Regions from separate parts of the Homo sapiens genome. Here region 1 is linked to region 2. Evidence: chromatin loops called from intact Hi-C (ENCODE). Cell type or tissue: ovary. All regions are shown on one strand. Links, peaks and the distances in the headings refer to the core of each region. The heading gives the core; the rest is flanking DNA.

Region 1 (10,274 bases), core at 1,005-9,004, 99 kb after region 2:
AGCATGGAAGTCACATGGAAGCCAAGAGTAACTTGGTCTACTCTTGAAAGGCTGGAACCCATCAAGGACGTCCCATTTCTAAGTGATGTCCACTTGTTTGATTTTTAACTCTTCTTCTTTCTATGATTTTCAAAGGATTCAAAATAACTACAAAGCATAGCATGGTGCCTTTTGTGTATATGAAAAAGCAAATCTGGTTCTAGGGCTTAATGTTTGTTACTTGAGTCTGACAATAGACAATCTTGCCTTGGGCTATGCCAGTAACGACAGGAGACCAGGCGCCGAGTCTTCAGAGCTCAACCTTGCTGGCATCTGTTCCTCTGAGAGAGAGAAGTTGAGAGGGGAGGAGAGCAAGTTCCCACAAACCTTAAAGAGAAACATCTGTTGCAGCTTGTGTGCTGAGTTCAGCAGGGGAGAAGCCAACCCAGGACCAGGTCAGATCTCAGTACTGGTCTCTATGCTAAATTGAAAATGACTAAGACAGTATCAAGGGATGCGTAAAAATCATTATGGTCAAAGTTATCACAATGATTTCTTTTCTTCTGGATTTGATGGGAAATGTTTGTGTAGACCCAGGCTATGTCCAGATGACTGTTGTAAATTCAATAAAAAATGTTTAAAATAAACAAAAGGACATTATGACCACCACTGTATGATTGCACATGATGGTTGAACACTGGCCAGGCCGAAGGGCCACCAGGCTAAACAGCAAGGGAGAAAGTCCCTGGCAAATGGTTTCCATCCTGGCCTTACTCACTTTCATGCATACAGAAACAGCTGTGAAATATACATGGCTCATCAATATTAATTTTCACGTTGATGAAAAGCCACTCCCTGTCCTGGTGACCTTGAAGAAGTCCCAACCTCACTGGGTCTCACTTTCTCTGTCTGCAAAATGAGGATAACAATATTCTCCCCATCTGCCTTAGCTGGTTGTTGCTTATTGCATACGCATGAGGCTCCAACCTGTTTATTTTATTTGGTGAACAGTTAAATAGTACTTACTACGTGCCAGGCAGTGGTATTAACTCATTTATTTCTCACAACAATCGCATAAGAAAAGGTATTATTATTATTATTATCCCCATTTTACAGATAAGGAAACTAAGACATGGAATTTAATGACCACAAAATATTGAACAACTGTTAATTATTAATGCCGAGAATTTTTGTGTCCTTCTGAACATGAAAGTGGCTAGCATTACCCATGAAATTCTGACTTCTACACCCCCGATTAATTTCCCACAAGCTCTCAGACCTCTGAGATTCTGCTAGCCTTTTCTTTTCTGCACCTCCTGTCCGCTTATACATACTACCTTTTTTGTTTGTTTTTTTGTTTTGTTTTGAGACAAGGTCTCACTCTGTTGCCCAGGCTAGATATCAGTGCTGTGATCACAGCTCCCTGCAGCCTCAACCTCCTGGCTTCAAGAGATCCTCCTGCCTCAGCCTCCAGAGTAGCTGGGACTACAGGCACACACCACCACACAGCTAATTTTTGTGTTTTTTGTAGAGACGGAGTCTCACCATGTTACTCAGACTTGTCTGGAACTCCTGGAGTCAAGCAATCTTCTCAAAGTCCTAGGATTACAGGTGTGAGCTGCTGCACCCGGCCATACTACCTTTGATTATAGTGTTCTATGGCCTTGTGTCTGCACTTTTCCACATCATTCCTAGTTTATAAGCTTCTGGAGCAGAGAGAAACTTCCCCTACCAAACCTGTCACAGTACCATGCACCTGGTGCTCTGGGTGGCTGTTCAATGAATTAATTAGCTATTAATGAAGCAATCGTCCCCACCTGTGCCTGAGGGACATGCTCATTGGCAATGGCTCATTATGATTGGTTCACTCATAATGGCTGTGACTAGGTCCCTTTTCAGGGGCACAGGACTCTGGATTAGCAAACTTAACATTTTCTGACCTCTCTTAATGCTGAATCACACACGCATTCATATGTGTATTCACACCCTTCTCATGTGTCATTCTCATGTGTCAAGGGAAACTTTGGCCTAGATGCTATTAACATTTTACAATTTTCTTTTGGTAAATATCAGTAGCCATCATTGTTTAAATGTGAACAGCAGCTATGTTCGTAGAAATATGAAGTGGATTGGTTTTCTATTGCCGCTGCAACAAATTGCTGCAAATTTGGAGACTTAAAACAACAGAGGTTTATTATCTTACAGATCTGGTCCAAAGTAGGTTGGCATGGCTGTGTTCCTTATGGCAGCTCTAGGAAAGAATCCATTTCCTTGCCTTGTTCAGCTTTTTTTTTGAGATGGGGTCTCACTCTGTCCCCCAAGCTGGAGTACGGTGGCATGATCTCGGCTCACTGCAACCTCTAGCTCCTAGATTCAAGCGATTCTCTTGCCTCAGCCTCCTGAGTAGCTGAGATTACAGGTACCCACCACCACGCCCACCTAATTTTTGTATTTTTAGTAGAGTCGGGGTTTTGCAATGTTGCCCAGGCTGGTCTGGAACTCCTGACCTTAAGCGATCTGCCTGCCTGGGCCTCCCAAAGTGCTGGGATTACAGCGTGAGCCACCATGCTTAACCCTTGTTCAGGTTTTAGAGGCTGCCTGCATGCCTTAGCTCATGGCCCTACCTCACGTCAGCCTCTGCTGTGGTTATCACATCTCCGTCTCAGACTCTGACCCTACTTTTCCCCTCTTTTAAGGACCCTTGTGCCTGGGCTGCCAAGATAATCCAGGATAATCTTCCTCTCTCAAGGTCCTTAATTTGATCACATCAGCAAAGTCTCTTCTGCCAGGGATTTGTAAGGGAATATATTCACAGTTTCTGGGGATTAGGCATAAACATCTTTGGGGGCCATTATTTGCCCATCACAATAGGTGTATAGACATCTATCAGGTGGTATGTTACAACGGAAGTGGACTGATTTTTGCCACATGTAAAAAGAATATTCACTAGCAGATAAAAAAATAAATAAATAAACTGTCATAGAACTCACCGCTGCAAGCTTGGTAAATTTCCTGTTCTTGCCCTTCGTCATGACAGAAAGTTTCACTTTGAGTCAGATCCAACAATATTTTGACAGTAGAATCTGCCAGCCTTCTGGGTGGGCCAGTGGCAGGGTCCCTGAAGTCTGGGTAGATACAGGATGACACAGGCTTCTGGACCCTGATCCCGGCTGGCCTTGCAGAGCGCTCATGTCTCTTTCCTACAGAAACGGTGCAGCAAGAGCACAAAAGCTCTCTAGCCAAGACTTATCTTGATTATCTCGAACTGCTGACCTCAAGTAATCGGGGGCCTTGGCCTCCCAAAGTCCTGGGATTACAGGCGTGAGCCACCCTGCCTGCTGAATATATTTTTTTGACCCACACTATCATTTTATTTATTTTTCAATGATACTATATGAATACAAAGTTTCTAGAAAGCTACAAAATGTCTACCACTGTATCAAGAAGGCATCAAAATGTGTCACTTTGCAAAGACATGAAAACATCTGCAGGAACAGACACAAAAACAGCATTTTAAGAGTGAGGAAATAATTGTACTTATCTGCCCTGAATATTAAAGTTATTATACATATGTACTGCAAAAGCTAGAATCCATTTTTTTTTACAAAACACTTTATTTAAAAATTCTGTGCACACAAACTGTATAATTTTCATATAACTATCATACTAAAGATAAATTCACTTTAAGGCCAACACTTAGAACTTTTTTTTTCTTTTTCTTGAGATGGAGTCCCACTCTGTTGCCCAAGCTTTATGGCAATGGCACAATCTCGGTTCACTGCAACCCCTGCCTCCCAGGTTCAAGTGATTCTCCTGCTTCAGCCTCCTGAGTAGCTGGGATTACTGGCACCTGCCAGGACACCTGGCTAATTTTTTTTTTTTTTTGTAGTTTTAGTACAGATGGGGTTTCACCATGTTGGCCAGGCTGGTCTTGAACTCCTGACCTCAGGTGATCCACCCCCCCTCGGCCTCCCAAAGTGCTGGGATAACAGGCATGAGCCACTGCGTCCGGCCTCACTTAGAACATTTTAAAACCAAAAGCTACCAGTAGCTAAACACAGATGTTAACAAATACAAGAAAATACAAGAACACTGTACTGCCTAGAGGTTTAATCAAGTGCCTTTTGAAAGTTTCTGCAAGTAGGTTAAGGAAGTATGTGCGTGATTTTGCCCTTGCCTCATCTCTTCAGTCTACCCAAGAGCAGCCCAGTTACCCAAAGGCAGGTTCCACAGCCCAGTCCAACAGCACTACGATATCAAAGGAACTACCAACCAGATTAGATGCTTGTATCACAAACTCTGTATGTGAAAGACACAAAGACACCGACCATGAGAATCCCATTAAGTCATTTAGAAAGTGAACAAACACATGGACAAACCAATTTAAATAAAATTTAAGCATATTATTAAAGAATTAAAGACTATTCAGGTTTCTTTCTTTCCTTCCTTTCCTCCCTCCATCCCTCTCTCTCTCTCTCTCTCTCTCTCTCTTTCTTTCTTTCTTTCTTGAGAGCTCAGTTGCCCAGGCTACAGTGCAATGGTGTGATCATGGTTTTCTGCAGCCTTGACCTCCTGGGCTCAAGCATTCTCCCACCTCAGCCTCTTGAGTAGCTGGGACCACAGGTGCACACCATAACACCTGGCTAATTTTTACTTTTTTGTAGAGATGGGGATCTCATTATGTTACCCAGGCTGGTCTGGAACTCCTAGCCTCAAGTGATCCTCCTGCACCGGTCTCCCAAAGTGCTAGGATTAGAGGCATGAGCCATTGTACCTGGCCAGGTTTCTCTCTTAAATGTTACAAAAAAAGAAAAAAAATGTTGTCATTTTTCTGGCATGAACTTTTACTTTCTTTCCCTTTGTCTGCAGTCCTGAGCCTATTGAAAAAGGCCTACATAAGGAAATCTTTTAAGGATGTAACAGGGAGATGTATGTTTTTAAGAAGTGTCATTAATACATAATTTTCCCAGTGAAACTAATCACAGAAAATGCCTGATTAAAAAAAATGAAGTAAAAATAAGACACTGGTTTCCAATTAATTTACAACTAGATCCTGCCAGCCTCTCTTAGAGAAAAGGGGAAGGAGAAACAATCTTACATGGAAGGCAAACAAAAGAGTCAGCCTGAGAGAGGTGGCGTCCAATGGAATCTGATCCCATTCATTTAATTTTTTATTTATTTATTTATTTATTTATTTTTTGAGACAGAGTCTTGCTGTGTCGCCCAGGCTGGAGTGCAGTGGTGTGAACTCGGCTCACTGCAACCTCCACCTCCTGGGTTCAAGCGATTCTCCTGCCTCAGCCTTCCGAGTAGCTGGGACTACAAGCGCGTGCCACCATGCCTGTCTAATTTTTGTATTTTTAGTAGAGATGGGGTTTCACCATTTAGCCAGGCTGGTCTTGAACTCCTGACGTCAGGTTATCCACCCACCTCAGCCTCCCAAAGTGCTGGGATTACAGACATGAGCCACCGCGCCCGGCCCTGACCACATTTAATGATGAATGAGAGGGAACCTGAATGCCATCTCGAATACTAAAATGATGTAGTGTGGCATATGACTGACTCAATGCAAATTCACAGAGTAAAACAATTTAGAGCGTAGGAAGTAGGACAGTATATACAAATATTTCATCTTATTTCATGGTGCATGACTTCAAGTGAAACTATCCCTTGCCATGCAATACATTTTAAACACTAACCTTCATTCTTTTTTTTTTTTTTTTTTTTGAGACGAGTCTCGCTCTGTCGCCCAGGCTGAAGTGCGGTGGCATGATCTCAGCTCACTGCAAGCTCCGCTTCCCGGGTTCACGCTATTCTCCTGCCTCAGCCTCTGGAGTAGCTGGGACTACAGGCGCCCGCCACCAGGCCCGGCTAATTTTTTGCATTTTTAGTAGAGACAGGGTTTCACTGTGTTAGCCAGGATGGTCTCGATTTCCTGACCTCGTGATCCACCCGCCTCAGCCTCCCAAAGTGCTGGGATTACAGGCGTGAGCCACTGCGCCCGGCCCAAACCTTCATTCTTAGTGATACAAGCAAAGAGTTTATGGGAGAAAACTATTGTCAAACAAAACATAGTAACAGTTAAAAAGGAAGCAGGAAAATAAGTCTGACTAACTTCTTCCAAACTGTGGTATTGTTCCCACAGGGAGGAGTTCAGAATGGAACTTTTGGATTCTAATTGTCATTGTTTTGCTTGCAAGTAAGGCCTACTCATACTGTGAGATTATTGGTCTTTTGCATTTATTCTTCTGCTTATATCTCTACTAATTAAAAAGTAATTTGTGAAAAGTACAGAGCAAATTGTGTCCCCATGGGGTTGCAGCAATCGCCTTTTCTGGTGTCTGCTCAGCCTGTGGGGACACATTTTTCTCTGCTACCAGCCTCGCAGGTACCCTCACCTGTGTGTGTGTTCCAATGTCCATGGGCTGCTGGTCACAGCCATCTGGATTAAGGGTTTACAACTGGGCTGGGCACGGTGGCTCACACCTGTAATCCCAGCACTCTGGGAGGCTGAGGCAGGCTGATCACCTGAGGCCAGGAATTCGAGACCAGTCCGGCTAACATGGCGAAACGCCATCTCTACTAAAAATACAAAAATTAGTCAGGTGTGCTAGAGAGCGCCTGTAATCCCAGCTACTGGGGAGGCTGAGGTAGGAGTATCGCTTGAATTTGGGAGGTGGAGGTTGTAGTGAGCTGACACCAAAACTGGACAAATTGGGCCACTAAGAGTCTGTGTCACATGAGGACTTTTGTTTATGGCTGGGACTGAGGACCTATGAAGCCAGAAGCAGTTACGTGCAGGGAGAAGGGAGAAAGGGCCTGAAAGAGGAAAGAAGGAAGCAATGGTAAGGCCAAGAAATGAGTGGGGGATACTCTGTGAAAATCTCAGGGCAGCTCCGAGAGTGAAAGGCTTATTCCTTCATCTCCCGTGGCCTCGAGTGGTTTCCCTTTCTCCTGATGTCCTCCTGTCCTTGGAGTTTGACATACCCCTGTTTTCTTCTGTTTTTTTTTTTTTTTTTTTTTTTTCTAGCTTTGTCATAAGCTAGCTTGACTGAGTTACATGCAGCCAAAAGGAAACTTGAAGAGGATTTTGCACATTTTTTCCAATTGGTTTGCCTTTGTTGGCGGTGCTTTTATCCTGAGTAAAAAAAAAAAAAAAAAAAAATTAACTTGAATAAAGTCCAATTTAGCTTCCATTTCCTTTATAAATAAAACCAAGTTTTGGCATTGGTTTTTTTGTTTGTTTGTTTGTTTGTTTGTTCAGATAGCCATTTGCACCTCAAGATTATGTAAATATTCACCTGTATTTTGGGGTTTTAAGTTTTTGTTTTTCTTCTTTTATTATTTTTCCTTTCCTTCGGTTCTTATGTGGTTTTGATTTTTACATTAAAATCTCAAATCAGTCAGAAATTTATTTTAGTATAAAGCATGTGGTATGAGGAACAGATCAGCCTTTACTTTTTTCCATTGGTAAAGAAAAAGAAGCACGAATTTTAAAAAGGGGTCCAGAAGCACTGTTTGGTATCTAGACTAGGTCCCAATTCCTTTATAACTGCACTTTTGATTCCTAAAAACCTTGAATCAATCATTCTTCTGAAATTAGTCCTTTGCTGTTGGCTTGCTCTGTCTTCATGGATTACTGGACATGAAAAAAAGGAAGAGTGATTGATTTCCTTCTGAGAGTTTGTTCCATGAATATTGGTACCCTGGGAGTGGAGCCTATAGTGTTTACACTCCTTTCCATATAGATAAATGTCTCCTAGTCTCTCATGCCTGAATAAATTCACTATAATCAGCTTTTTTCCTTTATTATATTCCTGGCATATATTTCAATAAAGACTGTTTCTCTAGAGAATAACTAAACTAAGGACATTGTGTTCCATTTCTATGATGAGATATGTATTTTCCAAACAAAAGTCAAATCCTTCATTTCAAAGGGTTACAGGGATGGTACTTATAAAACATTCCAGCTGATTAAATAAAGGGCACTGAGAAGTCAGCTGAAGCTATTAGCTGGCTCTGAACCCATAGCATGTTCACTCGATTGCGAATTGGACAAACTTTTGCTCATTTGAAGCCCTTGCTTTTCATCACTTTGTTCTAAAAGAGGAAAATACATTAACAGTCATGTTGGCCATGACTATCCAATCTGCCAAACTTGAGGTGCACAATCCCATTGAAGGTAGCACCATCTTTATTAACACGTTTTCAACCACATATATGGTGGGCTGTCTGTGCTACTTTGCCTCTAATCTATAGGTCTCTCTGTGAATGTTTTGCCTTGGTTAGAATCTCATTTAGCTCTTGTTCCACCCCTTTGTGTACACTTCTCTTTCTACCTCCTTCCTCTGGCTGCTTCCATTGACCACAATGTAGAAGGAAAATGCAATGCATGCTTTTCTATTGCATTTATAATTACTAAGTAGTGATCCCTGTTACAGTTTTTAAAGTTGAAATGCAGATACTTGAAACATTTTCTATTTCTAGATTGAAAAGATAATCAGATTGTTTAAACTGACAATGACTCAATGCTGATACTGGGCATGCTTCATTGTTTTGTTTTGTTGTTTTTGTTTTTAAATCCCAAAGCCGTGGATCATGGATGGATTCTGGACAAAGTAAATAAATTGTTCCTATTTTATTCCTCCTGCTTTCCATTAAAGACTGCTGTGACCCTCCTCTTCTCTCTCCTCCCCACCAGTCCACAGCCCTCGACCTGCTGCCCAGATCCCATGTTGCTTCCTACTCACCAAGAGCTGCCCACCCTTGTTTTTCTCTTGTTTCCTGTGGCACCACAACACCAATTGCATAGTCCACCCCCATTCATGCTGTTGATCTTTGCAGCCTCACTCCTAGTAGACGGCGCACTTCTCTTCTCTCTTACCTACACCCTAAGACTCAAAGCAGGCACTGTTCACAGGATCAGTCTTCCAAAGCAGGGAGCTGCTGGCAGCTTGTAGACGCTGGTTGAAACCCTAACCCCTTCCCAGGCTTGTACTCAGGCCAGCACATCACCAGGCAAGATCTCAAGGACTCATAGCCAACATGGTGGCAGATGTTGTTAATACTTTCACTTGTCCATTGATTGATAGGCTTTTGAATTTGTTGGCTGCAGAGCAGATATGCCACTATACTGGAATAAAAATCATACTTAATTTTCCTTTGTTAAAAGAATCTGTAAAAATTCTGTTAAATGTTTTGAAAATGCAAAAGTGGGCCAGGTATAATCCCAACACTCTGAGAGGCAGAAGCAAGAGCATCACTTGGGGCCAGGAGTTCGAGACCAGCCTGAGCAACATAGTGAGACACCATCTCTATTTTAAAAATTAATATGAAATATTTTTAAAAAGCAAAAACATTAAGAAATCTGACTAAGAGAAAAACAAGAAGGCAAAAAATATTATGCCAAAGGAGCTACAGGAGAGAGAAGGTAGCAAGATGGCCTGCAACCTCGGCCATCATTTGAATTCCTCATTAGTGATATGGCCCCCAGGTGCCAAATGTTTGTGGGTGTTTTATCTGTTTCATTTTTAATTTTCTCTAAAAAATTTATTTATGGTTCAATGAATAAAAAGTTTGTGTTATTTATGGAGGATGAATATAACCTCAAATATCCATACATTCTAAGAGCAATGATGAACCATAAAAGAAAAGGAGATTATGGGGTAAGGAAAGGACTCAGGTTGATTTGGAGACGCCTGCAACCTGGCTTGGAGGAAGAAGATAGCAAAGAAAGCTGAAGAACAAGACAAAAGTGGCAGACAATGATGATGGCTTAATTTTACCATTAGAAGATATATATTTTCTTTTGAATTTATAAAGTTTTATAAATTATTAAGACCATATAGTAGCTAATAATAGATTAAAAGTAGAAACTCAATAATTATTTATTGAATCAATAGAAAAAAATGTATCAATGCTGTCTTCTGAGCCAAAAAGAAAAAAGAAAAAATGTATATCTTCAATAACATAATTGTTTGCCAAATTTAAACCTCATCAACTTGGACTAGTTAGATTAGCTGAATTGAAGCTGTATATGGAAAATAAAAGACAGATCGCTGGATGGGATTGTACTATAGGTGTCATGAAATCTCGACTTAGTTTAAAATTACTGGGGTAGGCAATAGGATATGTGGTTGTGTAAATTCACAGGACTGACCTCTTGGACTTGGCTGAGTTTTTTAAGAATAGGGTCTATACAGAGCCAAGGTAGACATAAAATTGAGGCCTAATCTATACTGGTAGAATTTATGCTAAAAACGATGATTAAGGGAGATCAGTCTGACTGTCAATGT
Region 2 (10,274 bases), core at 1,507-9,506:
ATCTTGGAAGGGAGAGGCCATCTTGTAATCTGGTAGGAGGTTCTATTTTTAATTCCTTACCAATTACTGTATCTTGACAACTTGCTGTCTTTTTTCTCATCTTTACGCATTTTATTCTTCTACTGTTGCATTGTGGACGTTAGTTCTACAAGTAACAGAGCGTGGTATAGGAGATTAATTATCAGTTTCATTAAATAGTTACTAGGCCACAAGTGCAGACCTGCAGCATTTCAGGGAAAGTGATTCAGGCTGCAAAATGATAACAGCAAAACCATTATACACAGCTGTGTGGCAGAAGATTGGCATCAGAGCTGACTTTGCCACCTTTTTATTTTCAGCTCCTGGTGCTGAGTGCCTATGAGAATAAGGGGTTAGAGAAGTTGCTGGGGCCCAGCAAACAGCTCAGGTTTGCACAGGGAGGAAATCCCAACGGTGGGTGGTCAGAGCATTTCATACATTTCTGTAAGAGGTGATCTGGAGCCGAAACCTTCTGAAAAACCTTTGCCTAGAGGCCTGTAATTTCAACCTACTGCCAGCTACTGACAGCATGGGGTGCAGTGAGGAGTTGCTTGTCCGGGGAGCACTGCCAAGCCGGAAAGAGCTATGGATGGCCATATATGGATACCTGCCCCCAAAAAGCTAAATACTCCTGTAAAAGACAAAATCTGCATTGCCCAGGCTGCGGGCTGCATGGGAGATGTCAGTGCTGGGGCTGACTGGTGGGAGCCTCAAGGGTGCTGAGTTTTCTTTCCTCCCTTCTAGACCATGTGCAAGCCCAGGCCTGCCCTGTCCCCTCACCTATGAAACACTGGCCTGAGAGAACATGCCATCCACCTCTTTCATAGGAGTGTTACAAAGATTAATGATAGGGCCCTAAATGCTCCTTGGGGGAGGCCGTGTGTGATTATGTGATTATTTCTTTTCAGCATACCACTCTCTGCAAAGTTTTTCATAAAGATCTGTCAGTTTCCCTGAAACAAACCAGAGAGCAGATAGTTATACAATTTACTGTGTCCTGGGGATGTGGGGCTGTGTCTGGGGCTTTCTAGTGCATACTATGTTATAGGTTAGAATCCCTGGTAGACCAGGTATTGTTAAGTAGTACTGCTGCATGTTGCCTGGGGGTGGGGTGACTGGCTGGAGAATAGAGAGACGGCTGCGTACAAAAGTAAAGTGAAAGGAAAAAAGAAAAGTAAACACCAGGACACAGGGCAGAGAATATGCTTCTAAATAAAATCAGTTGTCTCTTCTCAGTTTTAAGGGACTCCAACATCTTATTTGAAGAAAATCAGAATATAAAGAACAGACCACCACCAACTGGGACAATTCATTTCACCATTTAAAGATTTTCCTATAAAAAGGATTTGTGGTGGCTGACAAAAAATAAACTATTGTGTGTGTGTGTGTGTGTGTGTGTACATATGTACACAAAGTGTATGTAGTATAGGGCAAAATTAGACAAAGAAATTAAGGCAAAGGAAAAATCAGGATCAAACAGTAAAATAAAGCTGATGTTATGTTAATTGGCAGGGCTGTATAAGCAGAAAGTCCTGGGCCACGTTTCAAGCAGATCACAAGTCGGTTCTCAAATTCTCAGAAGTCAACTCAGGATAATTACATGATCAGTCATGAGATTCAAGGTAACCATAAAAGAAAAGCCTATAAATTGCTTGGAAAAAATGACAGTTTGTTCCCCCGGTCTCCCTGAAATATAGCAACAGTCACCTAACTGTAAGGTAAGGTGAAACAAAGCTCAACAAGTGTGGGTAAAGTTCATATTGTACTGTGAGTGATAGGCATACGATAAGATATCCCTAAAACAAAGAATTGCCCTGATACCTTTCCTTCAGTTTCAGTTTTGATTGACGTATATAGGCAGGTCTGCTTAGAGAATTAGGGTTACATCTTGGAAGGTGTGAAAGTGTGCCAGTCTCCAAACCATTGTGGGGGACTGTTTGAGGCAAGAAGAATAAAAAAAAAAGTTTTTAAAACAGTAAATGGATGTTAAAGCCCTGGTTTTTGGGCGTGTATATTACCTTTTCACTAAGCCTGTCTTAGTTTTAACTTGCACAAATTCTGAAAGTTGATTGAAGCTGTTGGTCTCTGGAATTTTCTCCCAAGGCAGGAAGAAATGTCTGATTCCTGTGTCCATGACAGAATCACACCATTTTTGCCCAATTTTGAAATAAAAGCCATTTTCATAGATTAGTTAGCTTTATACTTGGGTAGGCCACTCAAAAATGTACAAATAGAAAAAAGAGAACCTTCTAGCTACATGATTATCTCCAAAAATATCAAGAAAAATTATCCATGTGATTTGGATGTCTTATTTGGTCTGGAAAGTTGTAACACACAGGGGCCCAGTCTAGGTTTTCCCCCAAATCAGTATCTGTTGAGGCAATATGAGTTGGCAGTCTCCTTGACCAATCAAGAGCTATAGGATCAAACCTGGGATTTGGGGTGGAGAAGCGTGTTCTAACACCACTCAATTCTGCAGCTCCCTTTGCAACAAATAGCGATGGCAGGAGCTGCAGCTGCTCTGACCCATCTCTTGTCCCCATGAGCATGAACAAAGGAAGGACAAGGGGCCAGCAGCAGATGTGGGGCCACTGGCTCATGCTGTGAAGTCCCTGTTCTAGAAAATGGATTTGAATCTCCCGAGGACTTATGAGCTGACTCCTTTGAGTGTCTGTCATTCCAATGCTAGCAACATCTCGTTTTATTTTTGAAGAGCAAACCCTGTTTATCTCCCTTAACTCGGCAAGGGTAAGAGTTACTTAATGTTTATTAAGAACTGGGAGATATTCACTCAGTAATATGGTATCAAACCAATTTGACAGGTAATAATGCTGACTTGGAAAGTGTTTTGATTTGAGCCAAGATATCTTTTATGGTGGAATAAAAATAATTCTACTACCCATGCCAGCAGAGGATGCTAATTTAAAACTTTTTTTTTTTCCTCTGGATATGAGGTTGACCTTACTTTCCTCTTTTAAAAACTGGACTTAGAGAAATAGCACTGGGAGTTGGGAAAAAACTAGACTTAAAAGTAAGTTTTACTTTGGTTTGAAATTCAGTTCTACCACCTAATACCACTATGACCCTGAAACATTTGCTTCATCTTCCTGGGACTCAGTTTATCCACAGATAAAACAGAATGACAATATCCATCTCATAGAACTGATGAAAAGAGTAAATAGGATCTATAACAAGCCCATCACATCAGAGGTAATAAATGATACCTAAGATTATTTTAGTTTTTATCTTCAATAATTGGGATGTAGTTATGCTGGACCATCCACCCTGTCTCATCTTATTTGCTTTCCATGAAAGATAACTTTGTGAAATTGATAGCTAAGGATAGGACACCATGTCATAGAACAGCCTAAAATAAATAGCAGAATTGACATTGGTGTCATTAACATTGTGCTTAAATCAGACATTAGGGGGTGACTGAGTCTCTAAATCAAATCACCCAATAATGGTTGCTAGAAAATAGAATGCATATACTTCCTTTAGAGAAGAGCTGTGCTTCTGATTACTGTCTGTCCTACTTTTACCTCATTGTTTAAATGTTTGAGAGGCTACCTAGTTAAAACCCAGCTGTGATCAATTCTATTTTTCATTTATTTATTTTAGAGACAAGATCTGGCTCTGTTACCCAGGCTGGAGTACAGTGGTGCAATCATAGCTCACTACAGCCTCCAACTCCTGAGATCAAGCGATCCTCCCACCTCAGCTTCCCAAAGTGCTAGGATTACACACGTGAACTACGGCGCCTAGCCTGATCAATTCTAGAGAGGCAAAAATAACTCTCTTCAAATCTATCCACTAGTGACATCATGTTCTGTTGAGCTTTTCTTACTGGGTGACATCGGGAAAGTTTGCAACAGTGTAAGGGGCCCCAGCCTAAGGAGTCCACAATCTCCTTGAAGAGCAGCTGTGTTTAAAGGAAACAGCAGTCCATACTGTGTAGAAAAATCTCAGAGTTCAGGTTTTAAAAGTTGTTAGTTTTTTTTTAAGTCGTTAAAGATTCTAATAGAATGTGGAATGCATTTCTTAATGAAAATAGAGGCCTGTGGGCCAGGCACAGTGGCTCACGCCTGTAATCCTAGCACTTTGGGAGGCTGAGGCAGGCAGATTGCCTGAGCTCAGGAGTTCAAGACCAGCCTGGGCAACATGGTGAAACACTGTCTCTAATAAAATATAAAAAATTAGCTGGGCATGGCGGCATGCACCTGTAGTCCCAGCTACTCGGGAGGCTGAGGCAGGAGAATTGCTTGAACCCGGGAGGCAGAGGTTGCAGTGAGCCAAGATCATGCAGATGCATTCCAGCCTGGATGACAGAGTCAAACTCCGTCTCCAAAAAAAAAAAAAAAAGAAAGAAAGAAAATAGAGGCCTGTGGCTCTATTTTCTGAGGCAGTGGGCACAGTTACTCACACCTGTAATCCCAATACTTTGGGAGGATGAGGCAGGAGGATTGCATGAGCCCAGAAGTTCAAGACCAGCCTGAGCAACATAGAATCTGTTTCTACAATAATAATAATATTAGCTGGGTGTGGTAGTGCACACCTGTAGTTCCATCTGTTCAGGAGGCTGAGGTGGGAAGATCGCTTGAGCCTGAGAATCTGAGGCTGCAGTGAGTCATGATCATGCCACTGCACTCCAGCCTGAGCAACAGAACAATTAAGAAAACAAACAACAAAAATAATAGAGGCCTGTTCATGATATAATGCCAAGAAAGCTATATTCCTATAAGCTTTTAATGGATGATGATAATTTTCCAAGAATTTGGAACAACAAATAAAGAATAACAAATATTTATTGACCATTTGGTACATGTAGACATTATTCTAAGCACTATTCAGGTATTATCACATTTAAGCCTTATCAAAATCTTCTGTCACTGATTCTATTATTGTCTGCATTTTAAAGATGTGGAAACTGGTGGGGCGCAGTGGCTCACACCTGTAATCCCAGCACTTTGGGAGGCCGAGGCTGAACAGATCACTTGAGGTCAGGAGTTCGAGACCAGCCTGGCCAAAGTGGTGAAACCCCATCTCTACTAAAAATACAAAAACTAGTTGGGTGTGGTGGGCATGCCTGTAGTCTCAGCTACTTAGGAGGCTGAAACAGGAGAATTGCTTGAACCCGGGAGGCAGAGGTTGCAGTGAGCCAAGATCACACCACTGCACTCCAGCCTGGGCAACAGAGCAAGACTCCATCTCAAGAAAAGGCAAATAAAAATAAAGATATGGAAACTGAGGCAGTGATTTTATTAGATCCCTAAGGTACAGTTATAAGGGCAGTTTCGGCACCAGAGCTCACGCTGTCATCACTACACTAAACTGTCCTTTGGAGAAGTAAGCAGCTAGGTAGTTTTTGCCTAAGAGATAGACTGCATCCAGTATGTTTGCCCAGGGACATAATGCAAACCAGGGAAGGCCCATGGTCCACCACCATAACCAGTAACCCTGACATTGCCTGAGTTAGTGCTCAGGCACAATCTTCTTTCTGCAGTTCTGTTAACCAGCTGGCCCCATAAGTTCCCACCTCTGTATATTAGCCCCAGAGCTCTCTGCAGCAAAGCTGAGCTATATCCATTGGACCTGTCTTCCTAGAGGCAAACAATCACTGATTTACATGGGAATGCTGGCATGAGAAGAATGAGATGAGGTTTCACAACTTGTGGAGTTCTGGCACTTTTGCAAACTGTCCTTCCAGTTCTATCTCCGGCCCAGAAACAGGTTTTTATCAGACCTAGAACTCTCACAAAACTAGGAGATTATGAAGACTACTCACAGAGAGCATTTCTGCAATCACCACAAGGAAATACCTAGGCAAAATGTTTTAAAAACTTCAGAGTACAGCATAGTCCTGTGGAACCTACTTCTAATTGTGAATAGAAAAGGGCAAGCAGTTGCAACCAGGTTTTGCTCCAGATGGTTGGAAGATCTTTGCATTGATCTCTCTGTTCCTCCCCTCACACATCCCAACAACACACAAACACAACTCTTGGAGGTTGTTGACTTGTCTGCAGTGAATGGTTTAAGATCAGCATGGTTTTGCATTCTTTGGTCCTAATCTTTACCAGCAATGCAGGATCCCAAAGGAACGCCAGATAAAATGAGCTGACTTGGTTTAGTTTCACTTAATTGTTTTGCATCCCTTTTTGTTTGTGGTAGATCAGGGTAATTGTTGACCATCTTTCTGCTTGATTAGTGATGTTTAAACCTGAACCTATCTTTCAGTGATGTTTATTTGGTTTGAAACCTCTGATGAGCGTCATGATAATTAGAAAGCGAGTTGAGACTTATCGAAGCTTCTTTCAGTTCCAACATTTATCTGGAGTATTATTATAATAAACCTGGAAGTGATGTGTGTATATGCAATTTGACATGTATCTGGCTCTCACATCTTTACGTCCTGATAGAAGGCTAATGGGCCTAATGGGCCCTGACCCTGTGTGTCAGTTACCTGTCATTAAACCCTCGGATTGACCTGCTTTGAGGTCGATTCCCTCTCAGGCTGGCGTCACTCCCTGGACAGTCGTCCCAGACTTCCTTTCAGGTCTTTTTCTCTACTTTCTGCTTTTTGCTTGTCTTCCTTTCTGTTCCCTCTTCCATCAATCATTTTTGCTGTCACTCCTTCTATGGTGAGACTTTTACCTACCAGCTTTCTCTTTCCTCTGGCTTTATGATCTATTCTCTGCTATTTTCTGTTAGCTACACTGCTCTTCCTTAAAGTGTATCCCTACTCCTTCCCCAATCCTATTTCTTCCTCTGAATCATTGGTTCTCAACTGAGGGGCAATCTTGGTACCCAGTGGAGATTTGGCAATGTCTGGAGAGATTTTTAGTTATGACGACTGGGGGTGGGGGTAGTGACTTTACTTGCTAGCATCCAGTGGGTAGAGGCCTGGAAGCTAATGAACATCCTACAGTGCACAGGGTGGCCCCTCCCCCCACGGTGACACAACAAGGAACTGGCTGGCTCAAGATGTCAATAGAGCCAAGCCTCAGAAGTCCCAGGCTACACAGATGTCTATCCACCTCTCAATGGGAGTGTTTTCTCTCCTGGTTCCAAATCGCAGTTGCTTAATCCTTTCTTTCCCCAGGCCGGGGCTTTAGTGTGTTCCCATTCACTTGTTATTGCTCTTCCTTGCCACCGGATCCTTCTTGACTGAACAGTCCTTACACCTTCACACTTGCCCTGATCTCACCCCTGAGACTTAGTGTAGCAGCTACTTTATCAATCAGCTGCCCTGGAGTGACCTGAGGAGCTACAAAAATAATTTTCTTAGAATTCTGTTTATTTTCCAGTTTTTCACAAATCCAGTGCAGTGTTGTTGTTGTTATTGTTGTTTTTGCTTTGTTTTGTTTTGTTTTCCTGAAACAGCATCTCACTCTGTGCCCAGACTGATGTGCAGTGGCGCAATCATAGTTTACTGTAGCCTCAAGTTCCTGGGCTCAGGCAATCCTCCTGCCTCAGCCTCCTAACTAGTTGGGACTACAGGTGCACACCACCATGCCCAGCTAATTTTTTTAAAAATATTTTTTGTGGACACCAGGTCTATGTTGCCCAAGCTGGTCTCGAACTCCTGGGCTCAAGCAATCCTCCCACCTCAGCCTCCTAAAGTGCTGGGATTGCAGGTGTGAGCCACTGCACCTGGCTCCATGCAGTCCTTAAAGCTTAAGCTCCATGCTTCTGGTTTCAAAGTTTCTGGAGTATATCACATCTGCCTGACAGGTGCAGCCACAGCAGCCCTCTGCGGGGCCCTTCTTGCTTCTTCCTGCAATGCCTCCTTCCACTCCCCTGCTGCTGGCCACAGAAACTGCTCCTGGCTTCTTCGTTATGTGAATGCTTGAGTGTTGCCAGCATGGGTGTGGCTTACAGGAGGCTCTTCTGTCACTGTAAGACAGAGAAGAAATACCTTCCACTACCTTCATTCATTCTTTTTTTTAAAGGAGCATTTACTATATGCTGGGCAATGCTGGGTGTAGGAGAAATTAAAGTAAATGAGAGGCCGAGCACAATGGCTCATGTCTATGATCCCAGCACTTTGGGAGGACGAGACAAGTAGATTAGTTGAGTCCAAGAGCTTGAGACCAGCCTGGGCAACATAGAGAAACCCCATCTCTACCAAAAAATGCAAAAATTAGCCAAGCATGGTGGTGTGCGCCTGTAGTCCCAGCTACACAGGAGACTGAAGTTGGAGGATCGCTTGAGCCTGGGAGGTTGGAGGTTTCAGTGAGGTGAGATCACACCTCTGCACTCCAGCCTGGGCAACAGAGGGAGACCCTGTCTCAAAAAAAAAAAAAAAAAAAGGAAAAAAACAAAACAAAACAGACATTTGGGGTCCTGACTTCCCAGGCACAAATAAAGTAAATGAGAGAAAAACTGTCTCCAAGGAGCTCCAAGTGTGGTGGACAGACAAGCAAGAAAACCTAAGCACACAAAAATCAGTGCTGCATGCTGGAGGTAAGCAGTTATAGGAGTTCAAAGGAAAAAGTGCTTGTATTCGTTTCCATAGGCTGCTGTAACAAGTACCAAAGCCTAGTGGCTTAAAACAATGCAAGTTTATTACAGTTCTAAAGGTCAGAAGTCCAAAATCAGTCTCAGTGGGCTAAAATCAAGGTGCTGGGCAGGGTTGTGTTCCTTCTACGGGCTCTAGAAGAGAATTGTTTGCTTGATTTTTCTAGCTTCTGGAGGCTGCCTGCATTCCTTGGCTCCTGACCCTACGCTCCATTTTCAAAGCCAGTGGTGCAGCGTCTTCCAATCTCTCTTTTCCTGCTTCCTTCATCCTTTCTCCTTCCCTGACTCTGACCCGCCTTTCTTCTTTTTTTTTTTTTTTTTTTTTTTTTTTTTTTTTTTTTTTGAGACAGAGTCTCGCTCTGTCGCCCAGGCTGGAGTGCAGTGGCGCGATCTCGGCTCACTGCAAGCTCCGCCTCTCGGATTCACACCATTCTCCTGCCTCAGCCTCCAGAGTAGCTGGGACTACAGGCGCCCGCCACCACGCCCGGCTAATTTTTTGTGTTTTTAGTAGAGACGGGGTTTCACCGTGTTAGCCAGGATGGTGTAGATCTCCTGACCTCGTGATCCTCCCGCCTTGGCCTCCCAAAGTGCTGGGATTACAGGCGTGAGCCACAGCGCCCGGCCCACCTTCCTTCTTCTTATAGGGCCTCTTTTGATTCCTTTGAGCCTACCTACATAACCCAGGGATGTTCCCATCTGAAGATCCTTTGCCGTGTAAGGTAACACACCCACAGGTTCTGGGGATTTTGATGCATACAGCTTTAAAGGTTATTATTTCGCCCGCTATGTGCCTTAAGTTAGGTTAGGGTAGGGGGGTGGCTTCAAAGAGGAGGTGTGCCCAAATGGAGGCGGAAGAATAGGGTATACAAAAGGTTCTGGGGCGATAGCGAGTCTGCCACAGACTGAGAACCACCAGAAGTTTGGTATGGTGGGAATGCAGTGTGTGGTATTGGGGGAAGGGTCAAACCTGATGTTGCAAAGAAAGGCAGAGGTGAAACTGAAGCTTATCTTGGGGTGGGGGTGGGGCATGGAACTAAAAGAATTTGGAAAGTTCTCAAGTGATGAGGTTGCATTTACACCTGCACTGTCCAGTCCGGGCCACCAGCAACCTGTGGCAAGTGAGCATATGAAACGTGGCCAGTCCAAATTTGAGATGTGCGGTAAGTGTATATGCAACAAGATTTCAAAAACTTAGTATGAAAAAACATAAAAATATCTCATTAAAATTTTGTGTATTAATAATTTGGGTATATTGGGTTAAAATTTATTAAATGTTTTCCATTCACCTGTTCCTTTTTACTTTCTAAACGAGGCCACTGGCACACTGAGTCTTCTGATCCCAAGTCAGATACCTTATTCATTAGTCAATGTGGTCATCACTGGCAAACGTAAAATTGCATATGTGGCTCACATTAGATTTCTTTTGGACAGTGCTGGTCTAGAGGCTTAGGAGGAAAACAAACTGAGGGGTTGAAACTGGAGGAGAACAGGCTGGACTAGAAGTGACATGGGCTGGAATTGTGCTGGCATGGAGGAGCAGGGAGGGATAGAAAGGAGCTCTGTGAGGGACCGTTGGCAGGACCTGGTGGCTGGGAGGCAGTCCAGGAGAGAGGGAGGGTCCAGGGAAGCCCCCAGTCCCATGATTGTATGGATGGTGGGAAAGGCAAGTTTTTTTTAGGTGTGTAGAATTTCAGATCCCTGGGGCACAGCAGCATCTCCTCACCAGCACTCCATACAGA

What was found. Hi-C counts contacts between places; a loop is a spot of excess contacts. Peaks named below come from ENCODE experiments on the same cell type or tissue, not always from the same donor. Only the 100,000 strongest peaks of a DNase experiment are listed, where the experiment ranks them.
Region 1: a loop joins it to region 2, with 2.3 times the contacts of the local background. A loop is called at or near these places in 4 of 110 quality-filtered maps.

Annotation. Positions count from the first base shown.
Region 1 is chr18:59,799,171-59,809,444 of GRCh38, forward strand. No RefSeq gene overlaps it. Among named protein-coding and RNA genes, the nearest start is that of PMAIP1, 96 kb to the right of the region's middle. In ovary, for the core only: no CTCF peak of the experiment used is centred there; no DNase peak of the experiment used is centred there.
Region 2 is chr18:59,699,687-59,709,960 of GRCh38, forward strand. No RefSeq gene overlaps it. Among named protein-coding and RNA genes, the nearest start is that of CCBE1, 7.4 kb to the left of the region's middle. RefSeq lists a silencer at 6,903-7,086. In ovary, for the core only: no CTCF peak of the experiment used is centred there; no DNase peak of the experiment used is centred there; H3K4me3 peaks cover 7 bases; H3K27ac peaks cover 1,360 bases.